Linked DNA regions of Homo sapiens: region 1 is linked to region 2. A link is a contact called in ENCODE Hi-C data. All regions are on one chromosome and are shown on one strand. The core of a region is the stretch at or near the end of the contact, and the rest is flanking DNA. Distances in the headings are between cores, read along the strand shown.

Evidence for each region. Hi-C counts contacts between places; a loop is a spot of excess contacts on that map. Pooled maps may share reads with other maps.
Region 1: a pooled map shows a loop between it and region 2 (2.2-fold over the local background). The contact joins the promoter of IL11RA here to the promoter of NOL6 in region 2. A Hi-C loop is called at or near these places in 6 of 50 pooled maps.

What each region holds. Positions count from the first base shown.
Region 1 is chr9:34,650,698-34,653,585 of GRCh38, reverse strand. It overlaps IL11RA (interleukin 11 receptor subunit alpha), which reads right to left and starts at 1,401. Exons shown (of 13, transcript NM_001142784.3): 1 at 1,353-1,401. GALT (galactose-1-phosphate uridylyltransferase) reads right to left here. Exons shown (of 11, transcript NM_000155.4): 11 at 2,551-2,888. RefSeq lists a silencer at 1,346-1,445.
Region 2 is chr9:33,472,645-33,478,459 of GRCh38, reverse strand. NOL6 (nucleolar protein 6) reads left to right here and starts at 4,536. Exons shown (of 26, transcript NM_022917.5): 1 at 4,536-4,671. The coding sequence starts at 4,618. LOC107987061 (a long non-coding RNA gene) reads right to left here and starts at 4,320. Exons shown (of 3, transcript XR_001746648.3): 1 at 4,263-4,320. RefSeq lists an enhancer at 4,585-4,924.

The DNA.
Region 1 (2,888 bases), core at 152-2,651, 1.2 Mb before region 2:
ACGTGGACACAATCAAATGAAAAATCAGATACAAACTCCCCCTCTTTTCACTCCTCACCAAATGTTTCCTTAGGGTACAGCTGGCTGTGCTTCCAGGGGAAGGGAGGCCCCAGGTTGGGGGATATAAGGAGAGGCCAAAGAGTCCAGTTCCCCCTCCCCTGGAAGTTCCAGCCATTTCTCACCTCCCCCTCCATTCTTTGGGCCCCAGCACCAGGAAATGCCTTTGGTCCCTTGGTGCCAGATACACAAGACCCACAGTTACCCTCAGACTCATACACTCTCACATGCGGTCACTCACAGTCACACGGGCACAGCCACACCGCCTCAGACTCAGACACACTTACACATATTCATACACTCACGCAGTCACACACGCACACAGCCCCTACCAGGGCTCACAGCACCGCCTAAAAGCAACTCTTCATCATGGTCTAAGCCCCCTCTCTCAGGGAGCTCTTAGCCGGGGCAGACCCGCATCTCATCACTGTTACAGGCCCCCAACTAGCCAGAGATCAAGATCAGCAGGGAAGGCAGGCATAGGGGCACAGAGAGAGACAGAGAGAAAGGAAAGGCAAAACTGGAAATGCACCCACACAGAGAGACCAGGGGAACAAAGCTGTGAAGAAACACACAGAGGTATCTCTAGTAAGACAGCAATAGGGACAGAAAACGGCACGTAAGGGAAACTGAGCCAAGCAGGGAAACAGAAAATAAGGAGCAGTAGACCTGATGCTGGGGATTCTTGAGCAGAGGAAGGAGGGGAAGCCACGTGTGTTGTGGGTGTGTCTGTCAATGCTGGACACTTAAGAGAAAGGTCAGTCCCATGGGCTCTTGAGGTAGGTCCCCCAATACATGAATACAGCTGTACTCCCACACGGTTTAAGTTAGGACCCAGGACACACACATAGTCACAAACCTCACTTTTGCTCTGCTACTGCTGAAGTCACACATTGGCACACACAAAGCCAGCCACCCACTCTCACGCTGGCAGACATGGTCTCAAACCCCACAGAGACCTTCCCAAAACACATTCCCTCATGTGGTCACAGTCCCTCTCACACAAACACACAACCCAGTCCCACCAAAAATGTGCATTGACAGATACACACATAATCCCACACTTGCACAGCCACATGCACCTCCAGCTCCATGCACACTGACACACGCAGTCACATTAGCTGACAGCTGCACCAAGTGACACTCAGAATCGCACACAATGATACTGTCACACAGACACAGCCTCACAGGCACATACACACTGACAGTCGTTAGTCACTCCCGGCCTTTCAGATCATACATCACCCTGCCCCGCCCACTCCTGACAAGACTTTGGCGTCTACACCAGGCCTCACCTTCCGCGGCCGCTGCCGCCAGCGCCCTCTGCCCTCGCCCTCGCCCTCTGCCCCGGCCTCTACTCCCTCCCGCCCTGGGCCCCCGCAGCGGGGGTGGCTCCGCCCAGGCGCCAATGGAAGGAGAGGAGTGAAATAGGGGGGCTCCTGGCCCATTGGAGACTCCAACTGCCAATCACCTCCACCCCCACCTCCGCCGGACACTTCCTGTCCCGTCCCGGACTGAAGAGGCTGCTTGGGACAGAGTCTGGAGCTGGATTCCTGGGTCTCCGCCTGAAGGCCTATCCACCCTGGAACAGCAGGACTGGAAACAAGAGCCACTGGCCAGGTGATTGGAGAAGCTGAAGGTGCCCCTGACTCCAGATAAGATAAAGAAGAAGGAGGGCTGTGTAGGGCAGTGGTTCTCAAACTTTGCTGGATATTGTGGTTTGAAAACTGCAAAACCCCACCCCATACCAATTAAATCAGAGTCTCTGGAGGTTGGACCTAGGCACCAGTATTGTTTAAAACTTCCCAGATGATTCCAAAATGCAGCCAAATCAGAGGTGTAAGGTGTGTCGGGTATATGTATGCCTCAAGAAACCAGCCACCCACTCAGGGTTCTCATCTACTCCCCAGTCATGGGAAGCTCGAGGGAAATGTGTGCATACTATGTCTATCAGATCTTCCAGACCAGGGCAACACTCCCAAGTTCCAGGTACTTCCCCTCCAGGATCTCAGGGAAGAAAAACCCTGGTCTGGAAGGCAGGCAGCCAAGTTTCTCCTGGGCCAGATTCAGTCACTGTCCAGCCTTAGTGTGATTTCCCCACCCACAGGCTTGGTTCCCCTGGGGAAAGAACGAAGGCAAAAACCATTCTGGCCATCCCTGCATCATTCACAATGCCTGCCTTCGCCTTAAAATTTGGAGGACACCAGTGGCATCAGGTCTCCTGTGTTGCATAGACTGTTGTTCCCACAGCGTTGCCAGGGAAACAGGTCCAGAGGGGACTGAATAGACCCCAGGTCACTCTGAGAGCCATACCTTCCTTCCAGGCCCTAGGGTTCCTAACTCTAGCAGTCCCTTCTCTGTCAGAGCTGTTTCTGTTTGTGCAATGATTGGGGCACAAGGGCAGCAGAAGTATATGGTGCCCGCACATGTGAGAGTCTGGAGGAGCCAAGGACACAAAGCCACGTACACGCTCCCTACACACTCCCTACCCGCCCCTTTAGCCCCTGTGGGCTGGAGCAGAGCCAAGCTGCAGCCACTCACAAAGCCAGGGTTCTGGCCAGCAGCCCAGGATCTGGCCACTGACCACTGGGATCAGGATCCAGCTCACCCGCTCCCCATCAAACCCTCAGGCCCAGGCTTGGAGCTGACACCCTAGGGGTGGTGGCAAAGGGGGCTCTGGCCTTCCCAAAGCCTCAGCCACAACCAAGACACAAGATTTTAAAACAGTTTCCTAAACTGGGAATGCTGTCATTACACCAAGAGTAAGAGAATCTATAGGCTAGATATAATACTGAATATTAATTTTGTTCAGAAATTTGGGGTAGATTTTT
Region 2 (5,815 bases), core at 3,287-5,786:
GAGACAATGGTTAAAGGAAAGACGGAAAGGATTGACTATGGTCACAATCATTCAGTAAACATTTATTAAGTACCTACAATGTGCTAGGTATTGGGCATGTACACATGGTCCTCATTTTCACGTATTCACAGTCAAGGGCAAAAAGAGACAACTGGGCTGGGCAAGTGGCTCATGCTTATAATCCCAGTGCTTTGGGAGGCTGATGAGGGAGGATTGTTTGAGATTCTGAGGTCAAGACCACTACCAAATATTTAAAAATTAGCTGGGCATGGTGGCATATACCTGTAGTCCTAGCTACTTGGGAGGATCACTTGAGCCCAGGTATCCCAAGCTGCAGTGAGCTACAACTGCACTGCAGCCTGGGTGACAGTGAGATCCTGTCTCTAAAAAAATAGTAATAAATTTATAAATAAAAGTAAAACAAAAGGAGAGACAATTGATAACCAGAAATTGTAAAAAGCACTAAAAGGAAAATGGATGATATAAGAGAAACGTTTTAGAAAACATATTGGCCAGGCCGGGCGTGGTCGGTCACGCCTGTTATCCTAGCACTTGGGGAGGTTAAGGTGGGCTGATTGCCTGAGTTCGGAGTCCAAGACCAGCCTGGGGAACATGGTGAAACCCTGTCTCTACTAAAATACAAAAAATTAGCCAGGCGAGGTGGTGTGCACCTGTAGTCCCAGCTACTCGGGAGGCTGAGGCATGAGAATTGCTTGAACCCCGGAGGTGGAAGAGGTTGCAGTAAGCTGAGATCTTGCCACTGCACTCCAGCCTGGGCGACAGGGCAACACTCTGTCTCAGAAAAAAAAAAAAAAAAAAAAAAGAAAAAAGAAAATAAAGGAAGGAGGGTGGGAGGGAGGGAGGGAGAAAGAAAGAGAAAACATAACAGCCTGGGCGTGGTGGCTCACGCCTGTAATCCCAGTACTCTGGGAGGCAGAGGAGGGCAGATCACTTGAGGACAGGGGTTCAAGACCAGTCTGGCCAACATGGTGGCCTACTCTACTAAAAATGCAAAAATTAGCCAGGTGTGGTGGTATGTGGCTGTCATCCCAGCTACTCCAGAGGCTGAGGCAGGAGAATCACTTAAACTTGGGAGGTGGAAGTTGCAGTAAGCTGAGATCTTGCCACTGCACTGCAGCCTGCGTGACAGAGAAAGACTCCATCTCAAAAAAAAAAAAAAAAAAAGAAAGAAAACATATCTATATTTGTTTAGAGAACATATTTTAGGACTTTAGTTAAGACCTTGGCCGGGCACAGTGGCTCAAGCCTGTAATCCTAGCACTTCGGGAGGCCAAGGTGGGAGGATCACTTGAGTCCAGGAATTTGAGACCAGCCTGGGCAACATGGTGAAATCCTGTCTCTACAAAAAATTAGTCGAGTGTGTGGTGCACGCCTGTGGTCCCAGCTAGCCAGGAAGCTGGGGTGGGAGGATGGTTTGAGTCCAGAGGTGATATTTATGCTGAGAGGTGAAAGATGAAAAGGAGAAAAAGCCAAGAAAGCAAAATTCCAAATGGAACAAACAGCTTGGGTGAAGTCCCGGAGTTAGGAAAGAACTTAATACAACGAAGGAACTGAAAGAAAGCTGATGTTGCTGTAGCTCAGGGAACCAGGGGTGGAGTAGCAAGAAAAATGATGAGGGCCAGGCAGTGGCCGATGCCTGTAATCCCAGCATTTTCGAAGGCCGAGGCCGGCAGATTCCTTGCGCTCAGGAGTTTGAAACCAGCCTGGGCAACATGGCAAAAGTCTACACAGAAATACAGAAATTAGCCAGGCATGGTGGTGCGCGTGTGTAGTCTCAATTACTCAGGAGGCTGAGGTGTGATTCCACCACTGTATTCTAGCCTAGGCAACAGAGCGAGAACTTGCCCCTCTTCTCCCACAAAAAAGATGGAATAGCTGGGCAAGGTGGCTCACCCCTGTAATCCCAGCACTTTTGGAGGCTGAGGTGAGCGGATCACTTGAGGTCAGGAGTTTGAGACCAGCCTAGCCAACATGGTGAAACCTTGTCTTTACTAAAAATACAAAAATTAGCCGGGTGTGGTGGCATGTGCCTGTAGTCCCAGCTACTCTACTAGGGAGGCTGAGGCAAGAGAATCGCTTGAATCTGGGAGGCGGAGGTTGCAGTGATCTAAGATTGCACCTCTGCACTCCAGCCTGGGTGACAGAGCAAGACTCTGTCGCAAAAAAAAAAAAATAAAATAAAATAAAAAGAAGGAATAGCAAGTGAAGGGCCATATTGATCATGACTTTATGGAAGTTGAAGTTTGTGTTTAGTTTTAAGTACAATTGGAAGACACTGATGAGTTTTTAAAAGGAAGTGACATGATAGAATTTCTATTTTAGAAAACTAATTCTGGCAGCTGTGTGGAAAATGAATTGAAAATGGACATACCGCTCTTCTGAAACTTCCTTAAAAAGCTATCGCATAGCCGGGCGCGGTGGCTCACGCCTGTAATCCTAGCACTTTCAGAGGCCAAGGCGGGTGGATCATGAGGTCAGGAGATCAAGACCATCCTGGCTAACACGGTGAAACCCCGTCTCTACTAAAAAATACAAAAAATTAGCCGGGCGTGGTGGCGGGCGCCTGTAGTCCCAGCTACTTGGCAGGCTGAGGCAGGAGAATCACTTGAACCCGGGAGGTGGAGCTTGCAGTGAGCCGAGATCGTGCCACTGCACTCCGGCCTGGGCGACAGAGTGAGACTCTGTCTCAAAAAATAAATAAATAAATAAATAATAAATAATAAAAAAGCTATTGTATAAACTGACCTGCACTGTTTGAAGTCAGAATAGTGATTGTTGGGGGCAGAGTTACTAGAGGGCAGCATGAGGGGAGATTCTGAAGGTGCAGGAAATGTTCTGCTTATTTTCTGGGAGCTGACTATATGAGTATGTTTGGTTTGTTAGTATTCAAGCTTTACACTTGGGATATGTACATTTTTCCTTATGTATATTGTACTTCAATACAAATTTTTAGACTGGGCACGGTGGCTCACCCCTGTAATCCCAGCATTTTGGGAGACTGAGGAGGGCAGATCACTTGAGGCCAGAGTTTGAGATCAGGCTGGCCATCATGGTGAAACTCTGTCTCTACTAAAAATACAAAAATTGGCCTGGTGTGTTGGCGCATGCCTGTAATCCCAGCTACTTGGGAAGCTGAGCCACAATAATCAATTGAACCAGGAGGTGGATGTTGCAGTAAGCTGAGATCGACCCACTGCACTCTAGCCTGGGCAACAGAGGGACACTCACTCTCTCTCAAAAAAAAAAAAAAAAAAAAAAAAAAAAAATATATATATATATATATATATATATATATATATATATATTATATGGTAATAGTTGAATTTAGATGATCCTGCATTAGGAAATAAAATGAAACATATAACGGTTATTACTGGAATAACTGACAAAATTTAAAGATGGAATTTGTATACTAGTATTGAATCACGATTAAATTTCCTTAATTTCATAATCGGGCTGTGCTTACATAAGAGGTAGTCCTTGATCTTAGTAGATACATACCTAAGTATTTAGGGAGATGTGTGATTGGTTTTCAAATGGTTTTGCAAAATAATATGTAAATACATAGGTAAAGATAAACTTGGCAAAATAGTAACACTAAGTGAATCTAGGTGAAGAGTATATGCGCATTCATTATATTATTCTTGCAACATTTGTTTTAAATTTTTAATAGTTTAAAAATAGGCCGGGAGCAGTGGCTCAGGCCTGTAATCCCAGCATTTCGGGAGGCCAAGGTGGGCGGGTCACTGGCAGTCAGGAGTTTGAGACCAGCCTAGGCAACATGAGGAAACCCCATCTCTAGTGAAAATACAAAAATTAGACGGGTGTGATGGTACCTGCCTGTAATCCCAGCTCCTCAGGAGGCTGAGGCACGAGAATCGCTTGAGCCTGGGAGAGGGAGGATGCAGGGAGCTGAGATCGTGCCACTGCACTCCAGCCTGGGCGACAGAGCAAGACTACTCCAAAAATAAATAAATAAATAAATAAATAAATAAATAAATAAATAAATAAAAATAACTAAATTACTTGAAATTGTAATAAGCTAAGTAATAAGTAAAAACTGGAGAAAAGTCATAACAATAATTCGGGAACAAGATGATGTGACGGGCTAAACCTGGCAGTGAAGACACAGAAAAATGAATAAATTCAAGGTATGTTTTGGAGGTAGAACTGACAAGATTTGTTAACTGATAAGGTGTAGCAAATAAAGAAAAAGGGAGGAATAACTGCTGTAAACAAACCTGACCAAAAGGAACAAACTAGCTCCGCCCTTCCCGATTGCAGCCACGCGAAGGAAGTGAGGAAAAGAAAGCAAAGGCCTAGCTACGGGCAGGCTTCCGTTCTAGCGTCGCGAAGAGGCCGTAAAGCACAGAAACCCGTTTGTCCCCTCCCCTAATGGGCGGGCCTTGAGACTGCCCGGCCAATGGCAAGCGAGTAATCGACTGATAATCCAATAGCTCTGGAGTGGGTGGAGTCCTGAGGAATTGGGGTGGGCTGGACTTGGGCCTGGAGTTAGGCATTTCCGCCCACGTGGGAAGCTATGAGGTATAGACCCGGCTAGAATCTGAAGTGCGGGAGAGTGCTGGACCCTGAGTGATGGGGCCGGCGCCAGCTGGAGAGCAGCTTCGCGGAGCGACTGGAGAGCCAGAGGTGGGTTGAGCCATCGGGGAGGAACAGAGGCTCAATGTGCGCTCCCTTGGCTGCAGGGCCCGAGATGGCGTGATCTGACAGCTTGCGGGTGAAAGCCATGCCGGCGGCCCATTCTGGAGGATGTTTCCAGCCAGTGGCACTGAGACAGGGCTTGCTAGGGGTGATGGAACCTGGCAGTATTTGGTTAGAAGCAGTGAAGCCGGTAGAGCCTCTGCTCTCTTCTGGAGCTCTGCACCTCAAAGTTGAAGAGACCCACACTTGGGTCGTTTCTTTTATTTGGTGGTCCTTGACGATAAGCGGGATCTTCCTCCACAGAATTTGTGTCCAGTTCTGTGCTCCCCGCTGTAGCGGAGGGCATACGGTGCCTCTCCTGGAGCGCTCCAGTAAGGCTCTCTGGGATGAGAGGCATCGTGGAGCGGATGGGCCCACGGCTGTAGGGGAAAAGGTTTGGGATCCTGCACGCTTGCCTTTGAAGCCTGCTCATAGTACGGGTGTACCAGTTGTGGAACCTCGAGTGAATAGTGGGACTTCAAGTGTCTTCAAGAATTATTTTGAGGATTTAATGACTTGCTAAATGTGTCCTCTGGGGTCCAGTCGGTTCTAGCTCCTTCCATCAGTGAGTATTTAGTGTAAACTGAGGCAGTCAGGTCTTCCTAGAGGAGGTGGAACCTGGCAGGATTTGGTTGGAGCGAGAATGGGAAAGACATTTGAGAAGTCCCAGGCCTATATCAGCAGAAGAGGAAACTTCCTGAAAATACAAGGGGCCTGGGCATTACTTAGGGCAGGGCTCAGTCAGCTTCTTTTTTTTTTTTTTTTTTTTGACAGTCTTGCTCTGTTGCCCAGGCTAGAATGCAATGGCACGATCTCGGCTCACTTCAGCCTCTGCCTCCTGGGTTCAAGTGATTTTCCTGCCTCAGTCTCCCGCGTAGCTGAGATTACAGGCATGTGCCACCACACCTGGCTAATTTTTGTATTTTTAATAGAGACGGAGTTTCCCCATGTTGGCCAGGCTGATTTCGAACTCCTGACTTCAGCTGATCCGCCCAGCTCCACCTCCCAAACTGCTGGGATTACAGGCGTCAGCCACCGTGTCCAGCCTGGGCCCAGTCAGCTTCTATCACTACCAATTCCAAACAGAGCTCCA